Linked DNA regions of Mus musculus: region 1 is linked to region 2. Evidence: chromatin loops called from intact Hi-C (ENCODE). Cell type or tissue: heart. All regions are shown on one strand. Each heading gives the region's core, and the rest is flanking DNA. Links, peaks and the distances in the headings are about the cores only.

Region 1 (8,345 bases), core at 77-8,076, 150 kb after region 2:
ATTCTGAAAGAGTGGAGCTTGGGTGTCCTGCTCTTGCCTAGATGCAGAGCCATAGTAGGGGAGGTTAGGCCAATAGCTACCAGGAGAAGACCAGATGGCTCAAGCTGTGCCCTCCCCTAGGAAGTGTACTGGTTCAGCTGCTTTTTCCAGCTAGGTTTGCTTGGGGAATGCAGCAGCACCTTGAGTGGGAAGGTAGTCCCCTAGTTAGTTTTCTCTAGCCAGGGGTTTGACCCTTTAGAAACATTCAGCTCTCAGCACTGTTGGGACTGTCCAACAGCATCTATTTTCCATTCTGAAGTAACTTCAAAGTATCACCTAGTCTGTCCCAGCAGCTGTGTGTTTTGGGAAGTGCTGTGTCTCTACCTGATATTGTCTTGGGTTAGATTGAGTTTTGAATCCCAAGTAAGATGCACCAAATGTAAACTAGCAGAATTTTTTTCTATCTCCATTTAACCATGGCCTTCAAATGAATGAGACTAAGACCTTGATTTATTTATATGGTTCTGGCAGTTACTGAGGTTACACTAACCTGATTTTCTAATGCTAGGCTAGCTACTTGACCAACTGTATTCCCCAAATACAAATATTTGTGTCTTCCTGGGTTATTTCTGCTCCACCAGCCTGTCCTCGGGGTTCAAATTTCTCAGGAAGATGGAGATCTCCTCTTCTCTCCTTTTCTTTCTTCTTCATTCTCCTCCTTCACTCTCTTCAAAGTCCGTACCTGTGACTCCTAGCCAGGTAAGTGAAAACCTGCCTACAGTAATTGGAAGCAAGGTTTGTACAACAAAAGATGGTATTCTTGAGAATTCTCTCATGCTCATCTTGGGGCAACAAGATCTTGGGGTATAGAATTTAGTATTTCTTTTTGTTTGTTTGTTTGTTTGTTTGTTTTTTTCAAATTTCAAAGTATTTTTTATCATAAGAAATCAAAAGAGCTTATACTAGCACACAGCAATACTAACACTGTGAATAAGTAATAATTCAAGGCGTTTCCTGCTCATACAGATAATATGAAGTTTTGATATAAATGCAATTTCTCAATGAAGAAAATATCATTTAACCACTTGCTCTTAGCTACAAAAATATTTTCATAATAGACAATAAAAAAAAACCCAGAGAACATGAATAAAGCTATTTCTGCAGATGGTGTGGAAGAACAGTTTTCCAAATGTTTCTGATATAAATGTTTTAATAAGTAGCTTTTCTTTTTTTCTTAGATATTTTCTTTATTTACATTTCATATGTTTTTCTCTTTCCTGGTTTTACCTCTGAAAACTCCCTACCCTCCCCCCCCCCCACCCGACCCCCCTGCTCACTAACCCACCCATTCCTACTTCCTGGCCCTGACATTTCACCATACGGGGGCATAGAACCTTCACAGGACCAAGAGCCTCTCTTCCCATTGATGAGCAACTAGGCCATCCTCTGCTACATATGCAGCTAGAACGATGAATCCCACCATGTGTTTTCTTTAGTTGGTGGTTTAGCCCCAGGGAGCTCTCAGGGGTACTGGTTATATAGTTGTTCCTCCTATGGAGCTACAAACCCTTTCAGCTCCTTGGGTACTTTCTCTAGCTCCTTCATTAGGGACCCTGTGCTCTGTCCAATGGTTGGCTGTGAACATCCACTTCTGTATTATTTGTCAGGCACTGGCAGAGACTCTCAGAAGACAGCTATATCAGGTTTCTGTCAGCAAGCTCTTGTTGGCATCCACAATAGTGTCTGGGTTTGGTGGTTGTATATGAGATGGACCCCAGGTGGGGCAGTCTCTGGATGGTCATTCCTTCAGTCTCTGATCCATATGTTGTCTCTGTAACTCCTTCCATGGGTATTTTGTTCAACTTTCTAAGAAGGACTGAAATATCTACACTTTGGTTTTCCTTCTTCTTGAGTTTCATGTGTTTTGCCAACTGTAGCTTGGGTATTCTGACTTTCTGGGCTAATATCCACTTATCAGTGAGTGTGTATCATGTGTGTTCTTTTGACATTGGATTACCTCACTCAGAATGATATCCTCCAGATCCATCCATTTGCCTAAGAATTTCATAAATTCATTGTTTTTAATAGCGGAGTAGTACTCCATTGTATAAATGTACCACATTTTCTGTATCCATTTCTCTGTTGAGGGACATCTGGGTTTTTTCCAGCTTCTGGCTATTATAAATAAGGCAGCTATGAACAGAGTGGAGCATGTGTCTTTATTACATGCTGGGGTATCTTCTGGGTATATGCCCAGGAGTGGTATTGCTAGATCCTCTGATAGTACTATGCACAATTTTCTGAGGAACCGCCAAACTGATTTTCAGAGTGGTTGTACCAGCTTGCAATCCCCACAGCAATGGAGGAGTGTTCCTCTTTCTCCACATCCTTGCCAGCATCTGCTGTCACCTGAGTTTTTGATCCTAGCCATTCTGACTGGTGTGAAGTGGAATCTCAGGGTTGTTTTGATTTGCATTTCCCTGATGACTAAAGATGTTGAACATTTTTTTAAGTGCTTCTCAGTCATTCCGTATTCCTCAGTTGAGAATTCTTTGTTTAGCTCTGTATGCCATTTTTAAATAGGGTTATTTGGTTTTGTGGAGTCTATCTTCTTGAGTCTTTTTTATATATTGATATTAGCCTTTGATTAGTATGTAAAAGAATGCAAATTGATCCATTCTTATGTCCTTGTACAAAGCTCAAGTCCAAGTGGATCAAGGACCTCCACATAAAACCAGAGACACTGAAATTTATAGAGGAGGAAGTGGGGGAAGAGCCTAGAACATATGGGCACAGGGGAAAAATTCCTGAATAGAATACCAATGGTTTATGCTGTAAGATCAAGAATTGACAAATGGGACCTCATAAAATTGAAAAGCTTCTGTAAGGCAAAGGACAATAAGACAAAAATGTAACCTAACCATCAGATTGGGAAAAGATCTTTACCAATCCTAAATCTGATAGAATTTAGTATTTGAATACATAGTAGCATCAACACTGCCTTTCTATTCACTGCCTTTTATGGTAGGATTGCTGGGCTCTAAAGGAGACATATTGCTCTGGCTGTTATTGATTTTGGTTTTATGCTGGTGTGTAGGCATCTGATATTGGGAAACTTTGATTCTAGATACTGATATCTTGCCTTGTCTTTGTGGGGTGAGTGTTTGTTTGTTTGTTTCTTTATTTTAGATATTTTCTTTATTTTCATTTCAAATGTTACCACCTGAGTGTTTATTTTTTTGGTTTCTGTTTCCTCTCTGGTTCTTAGGAGAGTGTGTTGGCTGTGTGTTGCCATTTAAGAAATTCTGGTGTTTTAAAGGGTGTTGCCAGTGAGTCGTCCAGGTGGAGTGAATTTTGACACTTAGAACTGTGGGAGCACCGGGGAAGGACATAGGCAGGTTTCACAAGAAAGGAGAAGTTGGGGTATTCCACTACAATCTGCTTAGTTAAGTCCCTGGGATAAGGGTAGAGAGTGAGAACAGACCACTGCAGAAAGTAAGCTTCTCAGGTGGGGGTGAAGCTGGGGGTTTGAATTTGGAGAATTAGAGAAAAGAGTGAAGAGCTGCAATTAGTCTACTTGCTTCCCTGGTTGGAGTGGCCAGGGAATAGCTGCTGGTATTCGTGGCTTGGGAAGAGAAATGAGTGGAAGGGAGGAAATTTGGGATAAAGATCTGTGAGAATCACTGGTGGTTACAGGAGCTTGCAGCAGGCATAGAGATGATACTGGGTGTTGGGCTGGATGAGTGGAGGGAACGGTAGAAATCTGGAGTTAGCCTTTTTGCTTCCCTTGCCAGGGTGGCCTGTGGATTTTCAGGGAGTGCCTGCTGTAGTTGGGAGCTGTGATAAAGCAACAAGGTGGATGAATGAGGTTAGTAGGGGAAGGTGGCTGGAGAGGGGTCAGGGGGCAAAGGGAAGCTACCACAGGTGGTATGCTGCAGAGTTGGGGATGAGACTTCAATTGCATCTCTTCAAAGAGAAAGAGGTAAAGATCTTGGGTTAGTCCACCTGCTTCCCTGACCAACAGTGGCTCTTTCATTGATGGCCTTGAAGTTTTCAGAAATGTTTTACCATCTGCACATAAAAGTGATTTGCCTCTTTCTTTTCTATTTTTATGCCTCTGTATTAGGAGATATTATTTAATGCTTTTAATACAATATACAATGTGATATATTAGGATTTCATGAAATGGCTTAAAGTATTACCTTCTTCCACTCTGACCACGGCTTTGTGCTCTATATAAATATTATCCTCACTTATCTCGTCATGGTAGTCCCACTAAACAAGTGGAGGAAATGAATGGTACTATTTCTGCTTTGACTGCTTCTAGCAAACGGCTATTCTTGTCCTGAGGCTATGAGGATGTGTGTGTCAGATGCAGGTTGCCACCTTGTGGAACTAAGAATTCATTGCACATGAGCAGTATTGCCTTACTTTGTTCCAAAGCTGAGAATGGGGACAGACCCGAGTCACCTTCCTGTACACATTTCCTCTCTCAAACAGAAACCCAACACTACTGAAGGAAACTCACACATGCTCTCCTATGGGAGCCACACCAACCCCTCTGCCTGACAAAAATCCCAAAGTCTTTTAGACGAAGGCATGTCTAGGGAACCCCAGGGCATGAATGTCATTAGACAATTAAGGCCAGTGTCTTTATACCTAGCTAAAAGTTTCACTTTACAAACCATGTCAGATGTCATGGCAGAATTCAGTCATTCTCCTGAATTACATGAATAAATGTGTAATAGGAACTGCATCATTTGTGATTGTGGAATGTCAAAAAGAAACTATCTGGCATGGTAGTTCCAGTACTACTTCTAGTTCTCCAGAAGGAGGGCAGGGGCTAGCCAATTTCTGGTAGTAGTTTAGCCTTGTCTACATTAGTAGTTCTAGGCTAAACACAAACAGAAAAAACAAAAACAAAGCCAAGCCCTTGTCTACCAACATATGTTTCTTAGTAAAGGTACACCCAAGATGAGCTTGTCACTGCAATATTAGTTGTGTTATTTCTGTGTAGAGTGTAAGATCAAACTTCAATGCCAATATGAATTAAACAACCTTGCAACCAGTGCAGTGTAGACAAAAACATAAGTGAATAAAACAGTATCAAAGTGTAAAGCCCACAATTGAACTTTACATGTGATATTTTGTAAGCCACACTAATAAAATTTATAGTGATGTCAGGAGAAATGAGTGTGTTAGAAAACTATCATGTATTTGGCTTAGACACATAAATGTTTATACCTGCTCCAGAATTATTTTACATAGGTACTATTTTTCCTTATGAAATATCTTATAGAATCTCCTGGTTTATAAACTTCTACTATTCTACTTTCTGGGACGACTTATATTTATAGGCAGTAGTATAATGCCATTGACTAAAATTAGGAGCTCATCTTTGCACATTAAGCTAAAAATACATATCAAAGTTTAAGATTCCACAATTAGACTTATAGGAAGAATCCTCTTGTAGGTTGGGGTGAACAGCTTTGCCTAGCATTTCCCAACAAGCAATTCCTGCTGTGTAAATGAGGGCATTTCTCTGTTATCAGGATGCAAGTAATTCTGATTGGTTATATAATTCTGACATAATGTGGCTTTAGTTGAGTAATGAGTAATTCTTGCTTTTCTGCCTAGGGAAAGCTTTTTGCACCTTGGTTAAAAGGACTTGTACCTGTATCTCATCTGTGTGCACATATGTTCTTTCTCCACCTAGTTTTATCTTACTTTTATGTCTATGTGTGTTTTCCCTATTTGTATACGTGGGTGCACCACATACATGCCAGGTGTGGGTAGAGACCAGAAGAGGGCATTGCATATCCTGGAAATGGAACTTAGCTAGGTGGTTGTTAGCCTTTGTATGGGTCTTGGGAACCAAATTCACATTCAGTGCCTATCTTAAATACTTTGATAATCTTCCAGCCTCAATCCCCATCCATGCTCCCACCCTGCTCTCTTAATCACAATCCTTCTATTACATTTCTGTCTTTCTGTAGCCTCTTTAACTTCACCTGAAGTGTACTGCTGGTATTTCCCATGCAGAAGTGTATATGTAATATTTATGAAATGTAGAAAGCCTAAGAAAATGATTCACAAGGTTACATCATCCACTTAAAAAAATGAAACACTACTGTAACTGAGGGTTCCATTTAGATGTTGCTACGGTTCTGAACCCAAATAATTTTCTTCTCTGTTTAAATGGCAGGAGAGAGTCAAGTGGAAGCAGTAGGGGCTATCTTGCAGGTTAATGCTCAGGAAAAAATGCATGAAGACCCATTTGCCAGAAGAGGTCGCCCAAACACCACCTTTAGTTTTTCACCAGTTGACTTGGAACATTTCTGTACTCATGAAACAAGGTTGTGATCAACACATTTCTGTGAAATCCCTCAATCAATCAATCAATCAATCAATCAATCAATCAATCAATCAATCAATCAATCAAATAAACAAACAACAAACAAACAAATAAATAAAGTTTATGTGTACATGGTGAGAAAGGGTGTTCTACAGTGTGTATGTGAATGTCAGAGAATAAACTAAGATGACCTTTCTCTTCTTCTAATGGCCCAGGGGTGTTACTTACGTTGTCAGGCTCACTGACAAGCATTTTGACCCTATAAGCCATCTCACCTCATTGGCCCAAGGTGACTTATTTATTTATTTTTGTTGTTAATTGTTTTTAGTTTAGTTTTCTTTGTTTAAGATGTGGTTTGTCTATACTGGCCTGGAACTTACTATGTAGAATAGATTGGTCTTGAGCTCATAGATATTTACCTGCTTCTGCCTCTCTAGTCTTGGGGGAGCATCACCATCTCCATCCCAGGCCCTGGCTGTCCTGGAACTTCCTCAATAGCCAAGGATAGTCGTGAACTCAGAGATCTCCATGTCTCTGCCCTTTAAGTGCTGGGATTAAAGGTGTACCCCACCAAGCCTGGCCCAACTACTAGAAGATTAGTGCACACTTTTGTTTTAGAAGATCAGTGTACTGAAATGTTCTAGTAGGACAGTGAACATGGATCTACACATACTACAGCAAATTCAGATGTGCTACAACTGTACCACACATAGAGGTCAATTGGAACTGTGGTGAACATAGATTTACTAGTAAAGAAGCTCAACTGAACATACTATTCCTGCCCCGCACACAGACCTAAATGTGCTCTTACAGAAGTAGAGCAGTTCACATGGATGTCCTAATCAACATGTGTATGCATTTACCAGTACATTAGAATACAGGGATGTCCATGAACAGCAGGGCACATGAGTATACTTGAAAAGCAGCACACTTGGGAAAGAAGTAATAGAACACACATTGAATTCTGTATTACAGGAGTAATCATTTATGTTCTTGCAAAGCAGCACATGTAGCTATATACAGATATTATAGAAACACTCAGAGGTAATGCTACTCATGGATGTACTGCATTAGCATGCATGGAAGTACTAGACAGGAGCACCCAAGAATATACTAAGACACCAAGGCATGTATTTGTATTAATAGACCATGGGTCTATTATTAAAGCAATACAAAATGGCATCTTTGAAAAAAAAAGGATGTGCCACAACTGATTTGTAAACTAATGTGCATTTAAAATAAAGGTGTTCTTGAGTGGCAGTGCATACTGCTGAACTGGAAAAGCAGTGAACACCTGCAGGTGCAGAGTAGATTCAGAGTAGTTGCAACTGAATTGGAAGTACACAGTGCTTATGGATATAAAGCACAGGAAGAATGGTTGTATTCTAGAATACAATACAGAGAAGTATTAAAATAGCAGAGATCATAGAATTACTTGAAAGCCATGCCCATGAGTATATTATTGTGATGTAGACGTGAAATTATTAATGCAGGAGTACAGATATGCAAATTGATGAGCTAGTACAGGTTTCCATATTTACATACAAGTACAGCAATACATATGGGGATCTGTGAACATCAGTGTGCATGGATGTACTCTAACCACAGCACAGTTGATGTACTATGACATCTATTCATATAGATGTACCATTACAAAAGTGTACATGCATGCACTGTTAAAGGACAGAAGCAAGAGCACACACAGATACACTACTGCAGCCATGCACTTGAATGTACTGGTACAAAAGCAAACATCAGTGTGCTAACTACTACAGTATGTGTTAATGTACTGTGATAAGAGTGATCATGACTGCTGCTAAAGCAACAGAGTTGAACATAGTTACACCTTCATATACTTTAAAAAAATAGATGAACGAATGCAGAAGTGGAGTGCTGCACACTGATGTCCTAGTATTGTATTGCCTATTATATGCATCTCTGTGAAAACCAAAGCAAAACAGATATTCAAACAGTTGTATAGTATATGAAAATGCTGGCATCAGTGCTCATG
Region 2 (8,345 bases), core at 244-8,243:
TTAATAACTCCCTTTCACATATACCCTCTAGAACCTAATTCATCAATACAGTTTACTTCGGAGAAGGAAGTAAAGACCTAAAGAAAGACCTTACCAATGGTGCAATTGCCTGTAGAAGTCACTGCGGAACACGGGCAGCGATGGCACTGTTTTGCGGCATCAGGACTCGGATAAAATCCTTCTTTGCATTCTTCACAGTGTTCCCCTTTACTATTTTCCTGGCAGTTTAGACAAGCACCTAAAAGAATTATTGTTTCAGAGTTAGCAAACTTTAGAATCCTGCCTGCTTCAGGAAGACCACAGATTATACAGAAAAAGAAGCAGGAGTACTATTTAGTTTTTATTCTGTGTTATTTTCTGAAAGGAAGGGAGAGGACAGGAGAGGAGAGGAGAGGAGAGGAGAGGAGAGGAGAGGAGAGGAGAGGAGAGATTTAGAGATAAAGAGATAGCTCATCTTTAAATGCCTTTATAGCTTTCACAGACAATCTGGGACTCCCAGCATCTGTGTGCCACCTCACAACTGTCACTGCAGCCCAAAGGGATTCTCTATACCTTCTTCTGACCTTTTTGGGGATACACGGAGACAAAACACTTATACACATAAATGGATAAAATAAGTAGATCTATTTTTTAAAAAGATTTATTACTTGCGTGTATATGCCTATGTGTGTTTCTGTGTAACATGTTTGTGTAAGTGCCCTTGGCAACCAGCAACAGGAATTGGAACTCTAATCAATTGGAGTTCCAGGTGCTTGTGAACTGCCCAATACAGGTGCTGGGAACCCACCGTGTAGCCTCTGCAAGAACAGTAAATGCTTTTAACTGCTGAGTCATTCTTCCAGCCCATCTTGATTTATTTCTGAACTAGCTAAGTCTAGGAATTCAATGTTCTATAAGAGAAAAGTTGGGTATGTGATTATAGTCACAATATGCACTCATTGATTGGCTATATACTAAAAACAGACTAACTTTGTGCAAATAAAACAATAAGATAATATATATTAATAGAAGAGTATATAACTGCGGCACTTTCATACTTTGGATACTTCTATGAACTATAATGAACTACTTATGCATACAAACATGCATCTTAAAGACAGCATTGGTTGAAAAACAAAGAATGGCATATATAGAGAAAATTAATTTTGTAGAATTTCAGAAAGCCACAGTAGGGGTTGGAGAGATGGCTCAGTGGTTAAGAACACTGCATATTCTTTCAGAGGCCCCCATTTAAATTCCTATCACCACATGGCAGCTCACAATCATCTTTCTCCAGATCCAGGAGATCTGGCACCCTCTTCTGGCCTTCAAGGGCACTGCATGCATATGGTGCACAGACATGCATTCAGAAAAAAGTCATATATATAAAATAAAGTATAATAAAAAAAGCAACATTAATGGGGGGACGGGGAGAGATGAGAAAAGAGTCAATCAGTTTTAGGGTAAAATCTGGAAGTAAGTTCTGTTCTTTTACAGTGTGAGGTGACTACAACTGATGTATATTTGACAACAACAAGGTCTTGATGCCTACCAGAAGTGATGGGACGTGCTAATACCTGTGTGATCTTTCCCCGGGGTTCCAGGTATTGAAACTAAGCCCATAAACATATTTAACTTGTCAGTTGACTAAAACTAAAGACTGTCCCAAAAAAATTGGAGAAAGAATCACATGATTGAGTTTTACCAGGAATAATATTTATTTTACCTATATATAATTTAAATATTTTTGTTTACTTTCAGCATGTGTATCTGTTTCATTTTTGTCCTGAGACAAGGGTCTTGTGACCATGGGAAGGGTGTCATATGGCTTGTCACTTTGGATGAAGTTCCCTCAGTAGTTAGTGGGCCTCAGCATTAAGGTTGTTTACTTTGAGGTTTTTTTTTTTCCCCCGAAGGTAGACATCCTGTCCAATGGGTATTCATGGTCTGTGACTATATTTATATGCATGCTTCTGAAGACTGATACTGTAGCCTTAACTATTAAATAAAAGTTGATACTGAAGCAACTAGTAAAACAGACCCCAAAAAGCAACACTAAGCTTATACAAAAATACATAATACATCAAACCAAAAATATGTACATAGTAAAAACTTTAAATATGGACAGAGACAGTTAAAAAATTTTATGGATTATTGTCTCTGTAAACAGGGGAAAGAAAATATATCTGAGAAAACACCTGCTCAACTCTTTTGAAATTTTCCAATTCAAATATGTGTTGTAATGGCTATTCTTGTTTTTCAACTTAAGTACATCTAGAATTAGCTAAAACTCAAGTGGCATTTCAACTAAATCTGGGGCCTGGGTGAGATCACTCAAGTGGAAGGGACAAACGTGCTAAGCTCTCTCTGAGTGCAGAGGAGGCACCAGTATAGCGCTGATCTAGGGAGATGGAACACAACTGACAGAAAAGGCAATGCAGCCACACAGGACAGAAGCCGGGAGAGTGTGAGATCCTGAAGCAGAGCAGCAGCTCAGCAGTCAAGGCAGTCAGTGAATCAGGCTGCTCGAGTCTCACTCCCATGGGAGACGACCAAGACACAAGAGTGCCTTGAGTTCTTAACATAAGTCTGCTACCCGAAAACAAAGTTTGCAGTTAAAAAATAGTTGACTCTCTTGCACTTCCATTTAAGAAAAATGTGCTCAATAAAGAAAATTTGGAAAACAAGTAAAAGGAGAAGAGAAGTGCCTCCGTAATCTCATTAGCATTTGGGATACCTTCCGTGACCTCTTACCTTAGTTATAGAGATTTGGGTTTTGTCACTGAAACTGCCTAATTATATGGCACTTGTTGTTTTAAAGCCCAACTATTCACATATGCCATTCATAAAAACATTGTTATGAAATCATTCTAATAGCTATTACTTCCAGACTGCTTCTGATGATTTGTAGAGAAGCACAAATGTATTTAATTTTACAGCAAACTACTAGGTGGTTAACCCAAGTTTATGGATACAGAAACATATTAAATAACTTGCCCAAGATATAGTCAAAATTTAATTTTCTGAGATTCTAACCATGTATTATCAATGTAACAATATTAATTATGCATTGTTATAAATTATAGTGTCTAAGTGTTTTTTGTGTCATAACTATCATTCTGGTAAGCATTTTCATAAAGATTTTTTTATGAATTTAGAATTATTTTTTCAGAAGGTTCCGGAAAACAGAATTTCTGGCTTAAATATTTTTAAAGGGCCTTTTAATACCTACTGTCAAATTTTTCCCTGTGATATTTTTTCCAATATATTTTACTACAAAATGAGAACTTTGAAACTCTGAAACTACCTAAAACAGAAATTCCAGACATAATGGGAAGAATAACCATGCAAACATACAAAGTGGCCACTAGAGGGCGACGGTACCACAGTACTCTTGAAAACTCATCTGTGCTAAAAATTGTATGTGAACTGGCTGTTTTCAGTAAGGTGCTCACTCCTTCACATTGGATTTATACTTTTCATATGGTGAACCATTTATTTCTTCTAGAAATAAGAATTATTCAATGGATTCATTTTACTTTATCTCCAGAGCACCTGCAGGTCAGTGTGATAACTGCCACCTGCTATGAAGAAAAAAAAGTCTTGTAGATGGCTTTCTGGTACTTTAAATCATCCAGGGAATAACTGATGATTTGACCCAATAAAATATTCTTCTTGTTATCCAATGCTGACTCTCACCATTCTTTTTCATATTTTACCATTAGTTTGTTCATTTATCCAACAAAGAATAAGTGGGTGCTCACTCTGTGCCAATACCTGGAGTAGAGCCTGTACAAACAGCAAGGATGAAGCCGTTCCTGTTCCTGCCCCATGGAGCTGCCATGCAGTGAGTGTGCACATGAGAGTAATGGCCACAAGTAAACATAGAAACATCGGTTATGCCAAGTACTCTGAAAACTTGCAGATGCATGTGACAGTGTGTAGTGAGGCTTTGCATTTAGTGAGGAGCGACAGGAAATGCTAAGAAGTCACCTTTTGTTGAAGACCTGAAAAAAATCTATGATTTAATAAGGCAAAGGGGTCTGCGGTGTGGATGGAGCTGAGTTGGAAAGGCCATTCTTGTCAGGGGAAGGAACATGCATAGTAACTTTGGGACACATGCAACAGTAAAGAAAAAGAACATTACAGACAGATGACACAATGTCTAAACAGATTTCGCTACACACACTTCACTGGACAAAAGGAATAAGCTTCCAGTGTCGATTCTTCTGGGATCCATTCAGTTTACATTTAGTCTGATGACCTGGTCTCATGAAATCTCATGTACGTATTAAAGTCATATATGTCCTGATTGTTTTCCATGTGGATGTTAAAAGACTTTCCAGGAAGGTCCTCCAATCTTACGTTGAGGGCTTTCGAAGATCAGAGGGACTTGTGTTCACTTTGATACAATCTGAGTTTGCTTAGCTGTGTGTGTGTGTGTGTGTGTGTGTGTGTGTTTTCTGGTATTATCTGGCTGGGCATTTGCTGAGCTTTCTGACGTGTAGGCTGAATGTTTTCCATCATTTAGAAAGGTTTGGCCATCAGTTCCTGAGCCCCCTTACACTTACGTTAGACTCTGGCTGTGCGTGTCTCATCCCTCCTGCCTTTCCTACTACCTTGTTATAAGGATGCTTCAGGTTAGACAGTTTTTATGGTATCCTATGTGGATATCTTGCCTTCATTGACTAAAAGCCTTCTCTTAGCTCATATAACAAGTTATTAACTTCAAATACCATAATTTTTAGTTTTAGGTCCCTTCTATTTAAAAATTTTTATTTACCTATGTATTCTTTTTTAATGCATGAGTATTCTGTCTGCATGTGTACCTGCATGCCGGAAGAGGACATCAAATCCCTTTATATATGGTCATGAGCCACCATATGGTTGCTTGGAATTGAACGCAGAACCTCTGGTAGAACAGCCAGTGTTCTTAACCACGGAGCCATCTTACGAACCTATAGATTGCTGTTTTGAAAATGCATGTGTATGAGTTGGCAGCTTTATATGCATGCAAGTACATATGTATGTGTGGAAGTCAGAGGACAATCTCAAGTGTTATCCTCAAGAATGCTTTCCAGTTCTTTTGAGAGGAGAGTCTCAATGACCTGGACTTCAGCAATTAGGGTAGACTGGATGATCATCAGCTAGTTCCAGGAATCCCCCTGAGCTCAGATTACAACTACATGGCACTGGGGCTAGAGAAATACACGGCTGTGTTTAAGAATACTGGCTGCTTGAAAGTACCCAAGGAGCTGAAGGGGTGTGCAACCCTATAGGTGGAATAACAATATGAACTAACCAGTACCCCCAGAGCTCATGTCTCTAGCTATATATGTAATAGAAGATGGCCTAGTCGAGATAGCATTTGAGATGTAAATAAAGAAAATATCTAATAAAAAATTGAAAAAAAAAAGAATACTGGCTGCTCTTCTAGAGGACCCACATTTACCTCTCAGCACCCACAATGGCTCACAACTGTTTGTAACTTTAGTTACAGGGGATCAGATGCCCTCTTAGATACTGGTACACAGACATACATTAGACAGCACCCACATTATAAAACTATGCCCCGCATTTTAACATGGGATTTAAACTCAGGTCCCTTTGCTTGCATGGCAAGCACTTTACTAACTGAGCTATCTCCCTAGTCTTCATAATCTCCCTGTGACCCCATGACCCCCCCCCCCCCGTGTGTGTTTGTGTGTGAGTGTGTGTGCACATGCATTGTAGTGCTATTCTCTGGTGAAATTCTATCTTTTTAATCATTTTGTCTTATTTTTCTTCTAATTCCTCAATATAATAGTTTCACTTATTTTGAAATTTCAGTTTTAATTCTAATAACAATATTATTGTAGTTCTGTTTCCATTATTTATATTTTTATTACTAGCCACATTTTTCCATTTTTGTAGTCTCTGTTCTTTATTGTTTATCACACCTGTGTGGTGCTACACATCTTTAGTCCTAGCAGTAGCAATCAGATCTCTGTGAGTTTGAGACCAGCCTAGTCTATAGTTAGCTCCAGGACATACAGGGCTATTACACAGAGAAACCCTGTCTTGGAAAAAAAAAAAAAACAAAATAAAATAAAACTAAACTAAACTAGAAGGGAAAAGGGCTCTCATTTCTTCTAATAGGCAAATATGAGAAAATGACGGCCTCGATTCAATCAGGCATGATGGCTGTTTTCTTATCTACCAGCTCAACACTAGTTCTTCACTATTTCTTGGCATGACCTTTTGGATTAAGAATTTGGCAGACCTTTGTCTTGACATTGGGGGTTCCACCATTCATACCCATTCCATGAATCTTTAGAGTTTGGCAATGTATTAAGGAAGAGCTGGCTGCATGTTATGACAAGCCCTCTTCTCTTTAAAAGGATTTTTGTCTCCTCAGCATAAAACATCTTCTGGCCCAGACGTCTTAGTCAGGGTTGGGAGAACTGGCCTTGTGTTTGGGGCTCCTCTAGTTTCCACCTACCACCCAGGCTCCAGATGGCTGTCAAAAGCTCTCCTTCAAGTATAAAACCTTTCCTTTGGCCAACCCTTACTCCATACCCTGTGCTCAGAATCAGCAAATCTCTACTGGAAAGAAATCATGTGGTGTATACATGCAGCCTAACTTAGCTGAAGACATCTTGGGCCATAACTTTTATGACTATGTCTAAGCAATCCTATACCTTTCCTTATATAGCCTTCCTGCACACTGCAGATTACAAGAAAAAGAGTGGTAGGGTAATGGAACTTTATGACTAGAACTTCTCTACTGGCACCAGGAACATGCGAGACATCTTTGATGTTAGTTTGAGATAAATTAACTACATTCTAGATTTAATGAAAGTAACCTTTGACCTTTAAATCCACAATTCTTTATTTGCTGATTCAAGTTGTGAGGATTGGCCAGAGTAGCTGCCACTCTTGACTTTAGTTGTGTAAGTAACCCCACAGTAAATTTCACTCAGCAATCTTGTATCTGCCTCTCTCTTTCTAAGTGCTATGGAGTCTCAGTTCTTTCACACAGGAATTCCCAAGTGATTGTGGCTTGCTTGGAAGAGCTCTAACTTATTTTTCAATGTCTGTCACTGTGAAGTCAAAGTCAACACTTTGTGTTGTTCTCCAATCTTCAATCTATATGATTTTTGAAATTCATGAAATATTTTAAGTTGTTATAAAAGTCTGACTTGCCATATGCCTTATTATATCTACTTAAAATTTCAAGGCCTTATAAACTATTTGAAAAGAATCAATGCATTAAGGCTTCAAGATTTAAGGAATAAAGAATAATTTCATGATACTATTAAAAAAATACATACCTGTGTGAACATCACAACTATCAGACCGGTTGTTGCACTGGCAAGGCAAGCAGCCTGTCTTACCAAAGCCATAATGTCCATCTTGGCATTTGTCACACATGGAGCCGGTGACACCCACTTTGCATTGGCAATTCCCAGAACTGCAAATAAAAGCAAAGACAGTGAATAAAAGTAAGTGATTTTGAAAACTGTAGCTTAATGCTCCATAAATTATCTCAACACAGCCAAGAATTTCTACTAGAGTCTACTTCCAAGAATAAAAGGGGACTTGAGAGATGGCTTAGTGGTTAAGAGTATTGGCTGTTCTTTCCAGAGGGCCCATGTTCAGTTCCCAGCATCCACACTGCAGCTCACAACTCTCTGTAACTCCTATTCTGGGGGATCCGACACCCTCAAACAGATATATGCAGTCAAACCACCAGTGCTCATAAATCAACAATAATACATTATTAAAACACGTAAGAGGGATTATTATTATTGTAGGGTTTTGTTTTCTAGAGTCCTAGACTTGCTTCCTAGCATAGTCTGCCCTGGAACTTACCATGTAGCTTAGGCTGTCCTCAAATTCATAAACCCATTGCCCCAGCCACTTAAACTAGAGAAATTTATGGTTATATTTTAGCTAATAGTATTAATAACAATTTATGACAATTCTATTCTCTGTGCTTGGAATGTTTAAAATACATGACAAAGGACTCATGGAGAGTAGATGTTCATAGTGTAAAACCTTTCTTTACTGAACACTAGAATTTAGAACACATATCACTATTTCTCATTCTAGGATTATCCCATAGCTCTGCAGATATCCTTTCAAATTGGAGAAAAGAATCAGACTTTACCTAGCTCCTGTCTCACAAATATGAAGAATAAGAACTTGATAGATGAATCATTTCACACCAATTTCTAGACTAGCTACTTGATATTATTCTCTATTTTGAGTCTAAAAAGTATTTAAATCATAGTTCTGGGATGTAAGGTGGAGTACACAATTAAGTAAGTATGACTAGAATGGGGATGCCTAGTGAATTTCACATTAAATTCTGAAGAGGTTAT

The links. Hi-C counts contacts between places; a loop is a spot of excess contacts. Peaks named below come from ENCODE experiments on the same cell type or tissue, not always from the same donor. Only the 100,000 strongest peaks of a DNase experiment are listed, where the experiment ranks them.
Region 1: it touches region 2 in a loop (9-fold over the local background); 20 of 42 quality-filtered maps call a loop at or near these places.

Annotation. Positions count from the first base shown.
Region 1 is chr4:70,597,150-70,605,494 of GRCm38, forward strand. No RefSeq gene overlaps it. Among named protein-coding and RNA genes, the nearest start is that of Gm32209, 24 kb to the right of the region's middle. In heart, for the core only: CTCF peaks have their summits at 4,370 (motif pointing left) and 6,264 (motif pointing right); no DNase peak of the experiment used is centred there.
Region 2 is chr4:70,448,569-70,456,913 of GRCm38, forward strand. It overlaps Megf9 (multiple EGF-like-domains 9), which reads right to left. Exons shown (of 6, transcript NM_172694.2): 3 at 7,293-7,432; 4 at 95-238. Among named protein-coding and RNA genes, the nearest start is that of Cdk5rap2, 42 kb to the left of the region's middle. In heart, for the core only: CTCF peaks have their summits at 1,303 (motif pointing left) and 3,351 (motif pointing right); no DNase peak of the experiment used is centred there.